Linked DNA regions of Homo sapiens: region 1 is linked to region 2. A link is a loop called in an ENCODE intact Hi-C map of the cell type or tissue named here. Cell type or tissue: prostate gland. All regions are shown on one strand. Each heading gives the region's core, and the rest is flanking DNA. Links, peaks and the distances in the headings are about the cores only.

Region 1 (8,337 bases), core at 16-8,015, 50 kb after region 2:
GTTTTGATTTTATCAGGCTTGCCAGCTGCATAAGCGGGCAAAGAATGTAATGTGGAAACCATCCATTGCCACTGGAAAAAGGATCCAAGAGGAATTCCTTAAGCTGGGAACATGAGCTGTGAGCAACATGTTTAAATAGCTAAATATCCAAAGTTTGAGTCATGTTCATTTATTTTGGGGGATACACTCTCTTCTTTGAGGCTGAAAGAGTCCTTCTGGCTTAGACTATAACAAATGTGGTGCTGGAGGAGGTGAGAGACTGGAAGCCCTAGCGAGTTTGCTCAGGTTGTGGTTAATGGTGAGAGAGGGTACCATGACCCCCTTCGTGAAGTACGTTCCACGTTCAATCTGAAAAATCCATGGGCTTTTAAAAAAGCCTTTTCTGTACTTTCCAGTGAGGGAGAAAGGTAAGGGAAAGGAAACTAACTTTTTTTTTTTTTTTTTGAGACAGGGTCTCGCTCTGTCGCCCAGGCTGCAGTGCAGTGGCGCAATCTCGGCTCACTGCAACCTCCGCCTCCCGGGTTCAAGTGATTCTCCTGCCTCAGCCTACTAAGTAGCTGGGATTACGGGAATGTGACACCACGCTCGGCTAGTTTTTGTTATTTTTAGTAGAGACCGGGTTTCACCATGTTGATGAAGCTGGTCTCAAACTCCTGACCTCGTGATCCTCCCACCTCAGCCTCCCAAAGTGCTGGGATTACAGGTGTGAGCCACTGTGCCCGGCCTCTTTTTTTTTTTTTTTTTTTTTTTGTAATTTTTATGTGCCAGACACTATTCCAGGTACTTTCAGAAAGGTGGTGATTTTTTTTTTTTTTTTTTTAAAGAGATGGAGTCTCGCTCTGTCTCCCAGGTTGGAGTGCAGTGGTGTGATCTCAGCTCACTACAAGCTCTGCCTCCCGGGTTCACGCCGTTCTCCTGCCTCAGCCTCCTGAGTAGCTGGGACTACAGGCACCCAAAAAGGTGGTGATTTTTCTCCCCATTTTGCGGATGAGGAAACTGATGAGATCTGAAACGATTTGCGCAATCTATCACAGCGAATAAGGTTGGGATGAGGATTTTAACCCAAGATCTGGCTTCAATGCCCATGCTTTTCTTAACTCCCTTGAAGCCTTAACACTCTCAACAAAGAGTTTACTTTCCTTTTTCCCCTCCTCATTTTCTTTTTTTTTTAAAATATTACTTATTTAATTTTTAATGGTCGAGTTTACTTTTCTTCTTATTTTACTTGTGTTTCTTCTAAAGGAGCTGTCTGGGCTAACTACTCCATTGGTTAGAATATGATGCCTTTGAGCCCAAAATCTTGTTTGATCTCAGAATAGGCCAAGTTAATATTTTACAAAGAAAAGCTGAGAATTAAATGGCATCACCATTAGCCTGCCATTGTCAGAAGAATATGAGATGAGCTAAGAGTATATCTGACTCAGAAAAACAACTCAAAAGCATGTCTTGTTGTTCTCAGATGGTCTGAGTTTTCAAAAGAAAAAAGATGATGAGTCAATCGTAGAAATAAATAGCCTAAATATCTCATAGATTAAGTCAATTAAGTAAAGATTCCCCTTATGTATTTGCCCTATTTTAATGTAGGTAATCAAGGTACTGAATTTTTTCTAGACAGGTTGTAGTATCAGCGCAGTGATGAAAGTAGTCTTCCTCTGCTGTGAATTAGGGCTAATATTAAATTTTGTGTGGTTGCTGAAGAAGTTTACTGTGCACTAGCTCTCTCTTCAAAAAAATTATTTAAGTTACATTAAATTTTATTTATTTATGTGTAGCTCCTAGATCTAAAAGGGAATAGTTTTTTCCCCTCACAATTTCAAGACTTCTCTTTTATTCTTCTTTTTTTCGAGACAGTTTCACTCTTGTCACTCAGGCTGGAGTACAATGGCACGATCTTGGCTCACTGCAGCCTCTACTTCCTGGGTTCAAATGATTCTCCTGCCTCAGCCTCCCGAGTTGCTGGGATTACAGGTGCCCGACACCACACCTGGCTAATTTTTGTATTATTAGTAGAAACAGGGTTTCGCCATGTTGGTCAGGCTGGTTTCAAACTCCTGACCTTGTGATCTGCTCACCTCGGCCTCCCAAAGTGCTGGTATCACAGGTGTGAGCCACCGCGCCTGGGCTTCATTACAATTTTTATTTTGTCTTCCTGATTTCTGGGGGATAAGAGGGGAACCAAAAAGATAGTTTATGAAGAACTTAACAGTTTCCACATTGCCATTTCTGTAAAATCAGGAAAAGAACAACAGATGTATTACAGACTAGTTAGGGAGAAAAGTGATCAAAAAACACTTGATATTTTTAAATTCGTGGAAACTTTGAGCTACATATTTTGCCTTCCGTTCATCTTTGTAACCATTTTTTTGTTTCAGGTTGAGTGTGATTCTTTCTTCCCAGCTGGAACTTTCAGCCTTGTCCCCGAGACCAAAAGCTCAATCAGTGTCACTCTGCAGAGAATGTTTTCAGTATACGAGTGTCCTCTCCTTGGCACTCAGTTGGGACAGTCAGCACTGCCCCTGCCCCAGAGCTAATTAACTGCATTGCTATCAGAGCTCTGAAGTGACAGAGGCAAAGGGCAGAGAATGGAACCAAGAGATCATTCAAAATGGGGTTCAAGCTGGGAGGCAGTGCCCGGCCCCCTTCTTTCACAGCTGGGGTTTTGGCAGCCTGTCCTCGGGTTGTTCAGCCTGGTGACCCTAGCCGCCTGTGATTTACTAACTGTTTTACAAATGTTTCCTCGCTCTGGGAGGTTTGATACACTCTTCATCCTCCTCAGCTCACCAGAGTCACTCAGTCTCTGAGCCAAACCTGCCTTTGTTTACAACTTTTCCGGAAATTTTCACAGAGGGAGAGAAACTCTCCCTCCTCTTTCAGTGTTTTATTTTTAAGTCAACACTTTTCTCAAGTTTATTTGTGCTAAACCAAATTCTCCTACAAGGTATTGCTCTGTATTCAAATGGGAATTGCTGCATTTCTATAAATAGAATGAAGGTCATGTGAACGAGTTCAGAAGATTCTAGATATCACATTTTACGGGACCTTTACATTTAGTTCACTATTTTTTGAAAATAATATTCTATGTTTGGATTTGTCTTTTTTTCCCACATTCATATTTGACTGCGCATTATGTGAAAAATTGAATTTGGGAAACATTGAGTGGAATATTTTTTAAGCTGAAATACCCATGTTAAAAATAACAAAATGTGTTGTTGCTTCATCATTGTAACTTTCTTAAAAACAGAATTTATAGCCCCTTTATTAAATATTTCTAGAATATAATTGCCTCTGAAAACACAGTACCAGGGTTTTTTTGTTTTCGTTTTTCTTTAAATCTCATTCCCATTAATTGCTCAGTCTTTACCTTGGCGGAGAATGAAAAACTGCCTTGGAACTTATTAATAAGCATTTAGAAAAACTCGACAAAAAATTAAAGAATTGGCCTGGCATGGTGGCTCATGTCTGTAATCCAAGCACTTTAGGAGGCTGAGGCACGCAGATCAGTTGAGGCCAGGAGTTCGAGACCAGCCTGGGCAACAGGGCAAAACACCTTCTCAACAAAAAATATAGAAATTAGCCTGGCGTGGCGGCACATACCTGTAGTCCCAGCTACTCAGGAGGCTGAAGTGGAAGGATCACCTGAGCCCAGAGAGGTTGAGGCTGCAGTGAGCCATGATTGTGCCAGAGTGAGACCTTGTCTCAAAAAAAATTAAAGAATGACAGGATAAAAATTTAGGGAGGCCGATTCCATCTGCAATCAAAAGCTAACTTTTGGTCCACACTAAGTAAGAAGTATTATTTTTCTCATTTCTACCTATGAAAAAAAGGTTGAAACTGAAAGAAAAAAAAAGGCATTATTTATTTTCCTCCTTTTCTGTCTTCTAGAGCCAGAACAGACAGAATATATCCTAAATTGGATACAGCCAGAGAATAGTTTACTGATAAAATATGTTTTAGGAAGGAAAACTGGTTACATTTCAGCATATACAGCTGGACTTCCTGGTGGGCCTCCCACATTGTCAACATCAGTACCATTTATTTGTTGACCAACAGAAGACCACCAGAATGAGGTATTTTCATTTCTGCATACTTCTAATTCTACAAGAAAGATAGCTGTTGAGAGAGCTAATATCAAGGAAATGGCAAACAAACACCTTAGGTGATCCTGTGTGACATTCAGGAACTATTGCAGACTTCCAGGACTCAAGACAGTCTCCTCAGCCATAATGTCATTGACCTTGACATACTCAGAACAAATTGGTCTGTGTGATTGCTACCACATGCTGTAGCGCCTCCTAACCCTGCCGTTGGTCTGGAGTGAAGCAGAGCAGGAGAAAGGGCTCCTCATCAGAGGATATGCTTCTTTTATGTTCCTTAGACTCTTGCCCAGCATGCTTTTCCCACTCTATTTAGTCTTAAAATGGCTAATTTAAAGTTTCTGAAGCTTTGTAGGAGCCGCAGAGTGTACCTAGTTTTGCCAGGCAAGGACTGAATAGGTGAATAGTCATTGTATTCTTAGGGTGTGAAACTGTTTCGGGAGCAAAAGATAAGGCAAACACAACCAAAAAGACAGCCCTTTTGCTTAGTTAGGAAGATAATTTATGTCCCCAAAGCTCTTTCAGTGATCTGTACCCATCAGACCAGTAGAATTTGAACTTTTTTCCCAACTGAAGAGTCAACTGAGATGAGTAATAAGCACACTCCTCACTTCTGGTTTTCTTTTACGTCTGTAGGTTTTTTTCATTTATATGGAGAACACAAGTCGTAGCCAGTGAAAGTTTGTATAGGCCCCTCTGTTTCTTGCACTCTAGTTATAGGCACTTGCTAAATGTTTCTTGAGTGGATGAATGAATAAGTGAATCCTGGACAGATTGAGATGTATGGGGTGAGTCATAATCCTGGCAAAACCCTAATTAAACACAGTGGAACCATTGCCTTATGCACAGGGCAACCTCAGGCATTCTGCGTTCATCGTGTCTGCAGTGTTCTCCAAATTCTGAAGCAGAGATGTCTAGATGCTTGTTTAGTGCGGAGGGTCACTTTCTTTATATTTTAAAATCAGTAAGGTCATACTTAACTTCGTTTGTACATATTAATATATCCATAAATGTTGGTAGTTCCTTTGGGTACTATGAGTGACTATAATATTAACTAAACTGCATTTTTAGATTAGAAAATTGTGAGGGGGGACCAAGCACAGTGGCTCACACCTGTAATCCCAGCACTTTGGGAGGCCAAGGCGGATGGATCACCCGAGGTCAGGAGTTCGAGACCAGCCTGATCAACGTGGTGAAACCCCCGTCTCTACTAAACTTACAGAAATTAGCCGGGCATGGTTGTGCACACCTGTAATCTCAGCTACTCGGGAGGCTGAAGCAGGAGAATCGCTTGAACCTGGGAGGCAGAGGTTGACGTGAGCCAAGATCTCGCCATTGCACTTCAGCCTGGGCAACAAGAGCGAAACTCTGTCTCAAAAAAAAAAAAAAAAAAAAAAAAAAAATTGTGAAGGGGGAATCCCCTATGAATGTACCAGTTTTTACTTTGATCCAATCAAGTTGTTTTGTATGGTTTGTTGTTTGTTTTTTGGTTTTTGGTGTTTTTTTTTTTAATTTGATTTCTACATGGATTCAAAATAATTTTGTTTGGAAAGAACAGATATGTCAGGGGAAGAAGTGACACGTAAGCTACAACAGAGTATATTTTTCAAGCACCTCTTTATTTGAAGATGCAATATTAGTATTTGTTCTTTCTTAGCACCTTTTCGAAGTTTTCTTCACATGAACTCTTGCAGTGTGCCAAGGATAGCAGAGATGTTTTTCAAACGTTTATTGGCTACACACATAAAAGAACAGAAATTCCTATTTTTCTTCTCTGTCCTTATATTACTATATCACCTGTTCTCCAGCCTATGGGTACAAGTGATTGACATCGTTTTCTTGTCGATAAGTATGATACTTATACATCTGTCTTGTTCTTCTTACTGTCTGTGTATTAATATTTCTAGATGAAGATATATATTAATTCATTTAATCTTCATTATAACTTTAGGATGCAGATACTGTTATTATTCTTTGATAGATGAGGAAACTAAGTTCAAGAAAGATCCCAAATGTGTCCAAGGTTACAAAGACAGTGAATGCATGACTAGATTCAAACCAAGATGCCCTGGCTCCTGAAGCTGTGCTCCTAATCACCAAGCTGTTTCCCATGGCATTCTATTCTGTGAAGGTATTATCATCTAGTTGATGGCTTCCCTATGGATGTTGTCTAACTTTTTTTGCATTTACAAACAAAACTGCAGTGAACATCTTTATACATATTTCCTTGTGCAGTGGTTAGCATCTTAGAAACTTGAATATATCTGCTTCTTAGCCTCCCACCCAAATTTCTATGTTGCTTTAGAATCCAGAGGAGAAAATCCGCCCTCTTACATGGCTCAAAGAAATATGCTCACAGAGTGCCCATTTTTCAGTTTTCTTAGAGTTGTGAGATTTAAACTAAGAGAAATAAGGTACATATATATTTGTGTGTTGCTTAGTGAGAAGTGGTGGGTAGGAATAATTTTTCTGTTTTTGCTGAGATCTTATTAGTAACATGGCTAAAAACATTGGCTTTGCAAAATTCTCAGTCAGATTCTTGCTTTTAAATAGAATTAGAGGGGAAAATTACTATTAGTCTTTTATATGGAAATAACAAAAAACTTAGGAGATAATGTTGATCACATACCCTTTTTTATTATATCTTAGTAACTTATTTAATATTTTAGAAAGTGGCTTATAAAAAATTTATTGATTTCTACTTAGTATTTCAAATCTAAATTCAGGATGGGAAGGTTTCATGAACTTTCCAGAGACTAGTAACTTCCTATTCCACTTTCCTGGGCTTGGTATTTTAGTTATTGTATTGTCTACTCATATATTTGACTTTTCACTGTGTTTCATTTTGTCTAAAGCGGGACTCTTCTCCTCCCAGGGACCAGAGAATTTTCTTCTTGATGTTCTGTTAAAGCCTTGCTAAGCTCTGACTCAGCCTGACTTTAAATCCATAGTTTCATTTTCTAACATTATTAATGATTAATCTTGAAGCACCGAAGAAATGAAATGTGCTAGTAAGTGTCGTTAAAAAACTGAGAGTTTTTCTTCTGTTGTGGACATTTCTTGTCCATAACAGCTTGAGTTTAACTCGAATCTCATTAGCTCAGCTTAATTTGAGGATGTTCTGAAAAGAGAGAGGGAGAAACAAAGCACGTGGTCATCCCAAATGCTAATATCAGAGACTCTCTTTTAAAGCTACTAGGTCCACGCTTCTATGAAGAAAGCAGGTATCCATGTTGTTGATGCTCCCTAGAGAGAGCCTCAGACACATTTTGTTCCCAAACAGAATTAGAAGGAAAAGGTCTGCTTAGCTGTCTTTTCCTGTTTAAAATACAGCTGCCCCTGCAGTAGAGCCCTTGTCAGCTCGCTGGTGCTCTCTGCAAACTTGCAGTGCAAGTCTATGATATAAGTGGTGTAGAGTGGTTTTGTTGCTAAGAGAAAAGTGCTAAAAAGGAAAAAAAAAAAAAAAGGAGGGCCTGTATCTCTTGTGTAGCTCAGATCCTTTGGGTATTTAATGTACAGTTTCAGCAAAAGACACTCAGAATTATACCTCTGGTTGGTTCAAAATTGCTTAAATGTTGAAACATATGGTCTCATGTTCCATTTGTTAGCAAACAACCAGCTGTTCTCAGCCTGCCAAATCCAAGTAAACATCCACTGTGTGGAAGAGTGAATCTGAAATGGTTCAGTAAAAACATAAAAGCTGTTTTTGCTGAAGAAGAAGAAAAAAAAAAGGCCACCCCGAAACAACAGCTAGTGAAAAAAAAAAAAAAATCTTGTTCTGATAACGTCTTTTCCCTGGCTTGCTTACAGTGGACTGTGGAGTAGGAATGACTCTAGAGCCGTTTCAATTTAAAAAGATTTGTAGGCAAACTTGCTGTCCTCTTCTGTTGCTGAAAATCGTGATTGTCTTGGTTACAGTGATTATTTTAATAAAATGCAATTATCTGAATAATTAATGTATTTGACTACTCTACTGTGTCCTCCATTCACAGAGGCCAAAATGTCAAAGATCAAGTAGATTGGGAGAATAGGAAAATTCTCATTATAAAGGCAAGGGGAGGAGGGAAAGGATGAAATATTTGGAATTTCAGTGCAGTGGTTTCTATTTATCCGAAATGTCAAGGGCAGTGTAAAATGTATTTTTAAAATGTGTTTCTGTATGGTTTGTGCCCATTCTTGGCGTGGCTGTGGCTGTACAGAGACCATTGTTCTTTGAGGAATATGAGGGGGTGTCTTTGTCCAA
Region 2 (8,337 bases), core at 20-8,019:
GAGCCCAGTTGAAGGGGAGTAAATCTTTAATTCTGATAAGGCCCTGGAGCCACAGACTTCTGTGTAGCCACATCTAGACAACTGAATTTCACTTACACTTCCAACTTCTCATTTAAAGCTACAATGACCACAACTACTGCAATGACTGTTACTGCTACTACTACTGCTATTACAGGTTGACCATCCCAAATCCAAACATCTGAAATCTGGGATGCTCCAAAATTCAAAACTTTTTTGAGTGAGTGCCAATATTACACTCTAAGGCAATGTTCATTGGAGGATTTTCGATCTTCAGATTAGGGATTCTCAACCAGTAAGTATATAATGCAAATATTCTAAGATCTGAAAAAATTCAAAATTCAAAGCACTCCTGGTCCCAAGCATTTCGGATAGGGGATAATCAACCTATACCACTACCTCCTCCTCCTGTTTTTTCCTACTTTTTTTTTTTTTAACCTGTTAAGGTCTTCCGCAAATTCCTGCATTGCTTCTAATCTAAACATCTCTTTCATTCAACGTTTTCTTTTTTTTTTGAGATAGGGTTTCACTCTGTCACCCAGACTGGGGTACGTGGCACAATCATGACTCACTGCAGCCTCAACCTCCCTGGCTCAAGTGATCCTTCCAGTTCAGTCTCCCATGTAGCTGATACTGACTAGCACGCCCAGCAAATTTTTAAATTTTTGGCAGAAACAAGTTCTCGCCATTTTACCCAGACTGGTCTTGAATTCCTGGGCTCAAGTGAGCCTCCTGCCTTGGCCCCGCAAAGTGCTGGGATTACAAGCATGAGCCACTGCACCTGGCCAACATCTATATTTTGAATGACTGTTGTATGCCAGGTGCTCTTGGCAAGGTCTCTGGATACAGTGTTGATGAGATAGACCACAGGCTTTTCATGCCAATACTCCTCCTGCAAACGTGAATGTTCCTAAAATGCACCAGACTTACTATAAGAAGTATGGCAAGCACCAGCTCCACATAGTGACACAGTACCGGAAGGGCAAGGATTCTCTGTGTGCCCAGGGAAAGTGGTTTTATGATAGGAAGGACAGTGGCTTATAGTAGTGTGTCTGGAGTTGGTTCCTTCGGTGGGTTCATGGTCTCGCTGACTTCAAGACCGTGGACCTTGGCAGTGAGTGGTACAGCTCTTAAAGATGGCACGGACCCAAAGAGTGAGCAGTAGCAAGGTTTATTGTGAAGAGCAAAAGAACAAAGCTTTCACAGCGTGGAAGGGGACCCAAGCAGGTTGCTGCTGCTGGCTGGGGTGGCCAGCTTTTATTCCCTTATTTGTCCCCTCCCATGTTCTGTTTTTGTCCTATCAGAGTGCCCTTTTTTCAATCCTCCCTGCCCTTAGCTACTTTTAGGATCCTAGTGATTGGTGTGTTTTACAGAGCAATGATTGGTGCATTTTACAGAGTGCTGATTGGTGCATTTTACAATCCTCTTGCTAGCTACAGAGCGCTGATTGGTGCATTTTATAATCCTCTTGTAAGACAGAAAAGTTCTCCAAGTCCCCACTCGACCCAGGAAGTCCAGATGGCTTCACCTCTCAGTAGGCAGACTGAGCCTATTTTTCTAGAAAAGGGTTAAAACTAGGAAGAAAATAGTGCTAAGGCTTGAACATGTTGAGCCCAACCTCAGATCTAAGAGAATGCTGGTAGAGGAGGTAAGAAGAGAAGAAAGGGCCAAATGATCCAGTTCTAAGTTTCAATCTTTTTATTATTAATATTATTGTAAAGATAATAAAGTCTTAAGGTTAACTTCTAAAAAAAAAAATACCCCAATACTGCAGATTCCTGGTCATTCTCCTTCCTCAAAGGACCCTTTTAGTTTGGTGAGTATACTTCTCTCCACAAATCAGTGAAAGATGTGCTTACCCCAACTGGGGCAAAGGATCTAAAACAGCCTCCTGGAGATTTATTTTTCTGTAAGGGAATCCCTTATTGTTAAACTGTTATTTTTGTACTGCCTGAACTGGGATATAATGCCTTTTCTACTTCCTTCTTTTGAAAGAAATTTTCTATCATCCTATACTAACTTACAGTTTTTCTTGTCCTCCTGAGCTTGCTGCAGCTCAAAAGAACCTTCATAATTTACTCCCCTGTCTGTCAGTAGAAGCTGGAACTCCCTTTCTCTTCCCATAGCTTCTGTAAATAAGAGAAGTGGCCTTTTCCTGCCTGTCTCCCATTACCTCACTTTAGAAGTCTCTTCTGGTGGTAATCTCACCTTTTATGAGAGTGTTTTCAACTATTGTAACTAACTTGTTGTTCCCATAATACAATGTTGTAGGACAGTGCTAATCCGACTTGTCCTTCAGTGTGGTAATTATGGGCCAAGTAAAGTAAAATGTTAGTTGCTAAGTCTCCAGTGGGGTACTCCACCACCAGTTCTACTGGACTTTGAGAATATCATTCCTGCCTTTCTTCTTGGTTCACGTCTAGGCAAGATTACCTCTTTTTCTCTGTTTTCTTACTATTTTAATAATTGTTTTTACTATGAATATCAGAGGGAAAGAGATGACTTTGCCCTTAAAAGATGCTAGCCACATAATCTCTGCAACCTCACCAAACCCCCAGTGTAAGGTAGCATCTCCTATTTAATTTGGAATTCATAAGAGAAGTTAGCTTGTTACTTTTAAATGGACTACAGTTTCTTTATCATCTGCTTTACCATAATCCAAAAATTTCAGAACCCCAGAGGAAGGTCCTTAAGATTAATTATCTCTACCATTGTATGCCGTTAGAATCCTTGTATCATGTATCATTTTTTTTCTTGTTTTTTCGTTTGTTTGGCTAAACTTTGCTGTTTACCTCATTATCAACTTTTATATCAGAACTCAACAGCAGTCATATTAGGATTCTTTAGTAACACAGCGATGTGTGCACTTTTATCTTCCCATTTGGGGGTGAAATCTGCCACTGTTTTCCAAACGAATTAACAACCAACCAACAACCACACACAAAAAAGGAATAATTCATGTTCTGACACTAGCCAGCTTAAAAGTCTCATTGTTTTGGTATCCTTTCACTGTTGCTAAAGAAATTAAGAGGATGGAGAAAACAACAATCCATTGGTTTAGTGAAGGGAAGCAAGGTTGAGGGAGTAAATGTGATGTTCATCCCCCCACTGCCACTTTGTTCTCCTGAAGGACCTTTCCTTTAGATATTTGTCGCACTGCCTTCCTTCAGTTTGTTTTCTTTTCCCTTGTTTTGTTTTGAACCAATGTGTCCTTTGAGGAAGGAAGGAAGGGAGGGAAGGAAGAAGGAAAGGAGGAGAGAAGAAAACTCATGTAATACAGCCAAGATTGTGAACTGAGAGTTGGGGCAAATGCAATATTTGGTGATGCAACTATTTCTAAACCTTTGTGTGCTGGACCAGCCTTGACACAGTCACCGTTTTTTGGAACAACTCGGAGGGATTTTCTTTGCAAAAATTCTGTGATTTCAGTTTTCATAGTTCCAGGACTAAATTGCCAGCACAAGCAATTTTTTTTTTTTTTTTGAGACAGGGTCTCCCTCTGTTGCCCAGGCTGGAGTGCAGTGGGGGGATCATGGCTCACTGCAGCCTAGACCTCTTGGGCTCAAGCAGTTCTCCCAACTCAGCCACCCCAGTGGCTGGGACCACAGTGTGCACCACCACACCTGACTAATTTTTTTACTTTTTATTTTTTTCTATAGATGAGATCTCTCTACATTGCCCAGGCTGGTCTCAAACTCCTGAGCTTAAGCGACCCTCCCCACATGGGTCTCCTGAAGTACTGGGATTACAGGCATGAGCCACCGCGCCCAGCCTCAGAGGGATTTTGTTCTTGAGAACTAAAACGTGACTTCTGTTAATCATCAGAATATTTATTTAATGTGTTTAATGTAAAAAAGGAATTACATTTATTGTAAATGAAGGCACTAAATATATTTTTACTCTTAAATTACAATGTTGAAGTATCCTTTTGATCAAATGCAACTGGTTTTTTTTTTTTGGTGGGGGGTGTTTGGCTTGCAAAAGATAAATCATTTCAGAAATGTTTTTCTATTTGCATTTTTTCTTGAAATTTTCTTTTGAGTATGGAAAAGTGATCAACAAACAATACAGAGAATTTTTAATGAGACATGTCAGGCATCGTGGAAGGCTCTTGCCTGGGTCACTTATGTGATGACCTCAACAAACCCATTTTATTATACAATGAAAAAAGTGTACGAAGCTTACATATGATTTTTTTTTAAGTTTCTTCCTGCCAGAGCATGGATTAAAGAAACTTTAGTAAAGAGTAAAAAATTTTAAAACACACAGTTTGATATGAATTTTGGTAAAAGTTATCAGAGACAAATACTAGTGGGCCAACGAAAACACTGTATTTATAGGAAAATTTGAATTGGGGCAATAAATATGTCCTGAGGCTTTGGTGGCATCAAAGTATTGGTGCTTTATTTTTTGTGATTTATTGTTTTATCAACAGAAGTGAGCACTTGTGTTCAGAAAAGGATAATTCACACTTAAATCTTGTTTTTATTTAATCAAGCTTAAATAACAGGTTAGAGTGGTAGCAAAAAAAAAAAAAAAAAGTCTAATATTTAGTTTGAATCTTAAATTGGTCACCCAGAGCTGCTCTCTCTAGGAGCGAACCTCTCTATTTGTCAATAAACAAGAGAGAGATACAGGCTCCCAGATAACAGGCATTTGGTAAACTGGCGACAGTCATACAAGCGAGAATGTTAAAATGACTTCAGCTCTTTCTAGCTTCATTATGTCAGCCTGGCAGATCACATATGGCATTATGGAAATCAGCAAATGAAAACCATATTGATCAGCATTGAGAACAAATGTAAAAAAGGTGGTCTCAGGGAGGAGCAGAGAAGAAGAATGCTTTCCTGTTCAACCTGATAGGCCCTTGTTAAGGCCTTTTAATCATTTATTAACATAACCCTCCTTCTTCCCTCTCCACTCAGATTACCTCAGCCACAGAGCATCCTGCTCCATTTATCTTTTAATGCTTCCTTTATTTAATTTATTTTTAAGCTCTAAGTTATACTCTTATTTCAGAATTGAGTTTTACTTTTCATGGTATTGTTTAAAGTGACTTAAATGACTTTTCCCAACAAGCTCACCAGGCATTCAAAGGAAGAAAAGCATTTGCTGAGATTCACCTATCAGCAAATAATTTACTCGGTATGCACCACAAACAAACGCAGAGAGACAGAGAAAGACAGTCAGCCAGACACATTAAAAAAAAAAAAAAGAAAAGTAAAATCTGAGTTGTTACTAAGCCTAATTCTCTGGTTAAAGTTTGGGTCAATGTATTCATTTTGGTCTTCTTTTCAGGGATTGGAATTGAGCCTGGTAAAATTCCTTAGGTCTAAAACTGGAATCTCAGGCACCTTCTCTTTCCCTCTTCATTTTCTGAGTTCGGGAGAAAGGTGGACTTTTGTTTTATCTTGTTTCTTTTGGGGGAAACTTAGAGTAATATTTGGTCTGCCAAAATGAGATAGAGAAATGGAAATACGTGCTTTGTGGAGGATCCTGTTTTCCTTGAGTGTCCTTACCTGAAATGGTCTCTTTGGTTTTGTAGGTTCAGACTGAGGTTGGAACGGGCTTGCTTCTCTCTCTCACCTTCTCCCTACCCAACCCCTGCCTCCCCTTTTATTTTTATGTCGAGTTTCATCATTTGGTAAGAAATTTCAGAGGGATTTTTAAATATGAAACTGTGTCTTTTTGTAGTTGATGAGTAACCTGTGGATGTGAATCCTTGGAATCCTAATTGGCACATAACAATAATTGTTTCTATCCTGCTATAAACCATAAGTAACTCCTAAAAAAATTCACATGCACACAAAAAATCTGCAGTGTGGATATAAGTTAATGCCCTGAAGCTGGTACATACAGACCACCTCAACGATGGACTCCTTTATGAATGATTTAGGTAATTGACACAATTTAATATTTGCAATTATTTTTCCTTTGAAACAACACTTAAAAAAAACAAATTCTACAACATTTAAACAGTTGAGGCATCACTCTCCTATAAATTTAGTATTAAATTTCAAAATACGTATTTGTTTTAAAAAGCAAATGTGGTTAATCTCGAAATCATTGAACTTTCTCTTTGCTCTGGACTCCTTGTCTGAGGCTGTTTGGGATGGATTAATTTTAACTTTTCTTTCCTGTTTCTTTGCTTTCCCAGTGCATCTGGGGGAAATAACTCTGATTGATTTGGATATCAAAAGATGTACAATGTGAAGATCTAATTTATCAAAACAGAATTCAATAATTTTATTCATTTTGGCTCTCCCTTGAGACTCCAAAGATATATTCAGTAATATATTTGAAAAATCCAGGTATAAAAATGTCTTTTATCTTCTCTTCATCTTGTATACTCCTTGATTTCTAAGTACTTTTCCTCTTAGACTCATATTACTATCCCACTTTCCTTTCTGGGCTCTACATCAAACAGTGTAGGAATTACAGCAGGAGTGCTATCTGTGGAAGACTTACTCCCCTTGTTTGTTGCAGAAGAGCAGAACATTAAACAGTGAGTGGACTATGCAGAAACGCTCTCCCTCTCCGGCTCTTTTCTCCCTCCCTGCCTCTTTTTTTTTTTCATTCTTGCCTCTCCTTCTCTTCCTCTGTTTCTCTCTTTCTCTCTCTCTCTCTCTTCCCCCCCACCCGCCCCCATTCCCAATGGGAGTGTTGTTTATAGAGCATTATAATTTATAACTGAAGAGAGTGGATTTAATTTCAGTGGAGAGGCTCGCCAGCAGGGCGCCAGCCTGCAATCATATGAATCAGCAAGCTGCAAACTCTATTGAATGGAAAGTATTATCGCTGGCCACAAACGGACACTGTTTCTCCTAAACAACTCCCTTGGTGCAGGAAGACCTTGTCTTCATTCATCTATTTTACATATCTACTTCTGTTTTAATTTTGCCATTTCCTAAAAGTGTTTTCTGTTTTAGATTGCAGCTTTTCTCTAACTACCTTATTTCCTGATGCAATATTGAAAACTGCTATTGTATATTTCTGACTGATTTGATATCTCTTCTTTCCTTATTCTTTACCATGTATGACTAGTTTTCTGTTTGCTTCTCCTTCCTATATGCAACTCTTTTTTTTATGAGACCTGTTAAACCTGCCAAAAGACTAACCATTAGCATTAATACTGTAAAATGCTAGTCAGTTTGGATCACCTCAAGTTTTATTTAATCATGGATATTTTGTTTATACTCCGACATTTTTTCTACATTCATGGAAAGATTTATTTTGTTGTCTTGCAAACATCTGGGAGATGATTTCTTATTCTTTACATGACCCATCAAATGTCTTGTAATGTTAGTACTTGTGCCTTTATACCACATTTTTCTCAAGTGTTTCAGTCATTTTTTTAGGAAAAGGGATAGAATATGTGCATGACTTGTGGCTGGTATTTGTTTTTTGCTTTAACTCAAAATCAGCTGCTTTAATGTAGCTGAACTAAATCTCTAGGTTATTCTAAAAATCAAGTTGGACCAACTTTGCTGATACCTTTTTAAGAAGTATTTTACTGAATTCATGTAGCTATTATAATTGTTGGGAATTTTGGTAGTGAATCTTTAACTGAGGTTAGACAGATTGCATTACTCTTGCATCAAATATCATGCTATCTTCATCCAGGCTTTTAAATAATTTCAACACCTATGCCTTAACAATAAAATCCCAGTTGCACAAATAGCGGGTTAACTGATAATGATATTTGCTTAAAGGGAAAGAGGGATAGTACATGAGACAGTAAGGCAGCTCCGATAAAGGAATTTGATTTCGATTTCATTGGAAAGCCAGACTAGTCTGACTACATTTATTTAAAATAAAGGTCTTTAAAGATACTAACCGAAATGCAAAAATTAGCAGATAACAAAAGTGAACTTCTAATAACAAAACTTCTAATCAGAAATTTGATTAGAAGTTCATGTTTTGTCAGAAATAGATCCTTTTTGTTATATAAAAGGAAATTATTTATACATCAGCTTGCATATTTTCTTCACACAATTTAACATCAACAACTCAAAATATATGTAATCATAATTTTTCTCATTTCAAGCACAAACTTGTGAATCCATATATATTCATACATTTTATCCTTTAAAGTGTGAGAATAGAGTTATAGTCTTCACTGTCTCAGCTAGGTTTTTCTTTTCTTTTTTCCTTTTTGCCTTTGATTACTCCATAAGAATTACACACAGAAGCAGAAAATCAATATGTTTACCTCTGCTTATTTTCAAAATTGAATGTTGCTGTGGTTTGATACCAGAGACGGTATACCCAGTATCAGCTTTGAGAGATTTTGTTTGGTTTTAGTTTAAAATTCCTTGT

The links. Hi-C counts contacts between places; a loop is a spot of excess contacts. Peaks named below come from ENCODE experiments on the same cell type or tissue, not always from the same donor. Only the 100,000 strongest peaks of a DNase experiment are listed, where the experiment ranks them.
Region 1: a loop joins it to region 2, with 1.8 times the contacts of the local background. A loop is called at or near these places in 2 of 110 quality-filtered maps.

What each region holds. Positions count from the first base shown.
Region 1 is chr17:61,201,333-61,209,669 of GRCh38, forward strand. All of the region lies in intron 22 of BCAS3 (BCAS3 microtubule associated cell migration factor), which reads left to right. Among named protein-coding and RNA genes, the nearest start is that of BCAS3-AS1, 69 kb to the left of the region's middle. In prostate gland, for the core only: no CTCF peak of the experiment used is centred there; no DNase peak of the experiment used is centred there; H3K27ac peaks cover 1,759 bases.
Region 2 is chr17:61,150,953-61,159,289 of GRCh38, forward strand. All of the region lies in intron 22 of BCAS3 (BCAS3 microtubule associated cell migration factor), which reads left to right. Among named protein-coding and RNA genes, the nearest start is that of BCAS3-AS1, 19 kb to the left of the region's middle. In prostate gland, for the core only: no CTCF peak of the experiment used is centred there; no DNase peak of the experiment used is centred there; H3K4me3 peaks cover 354 bases.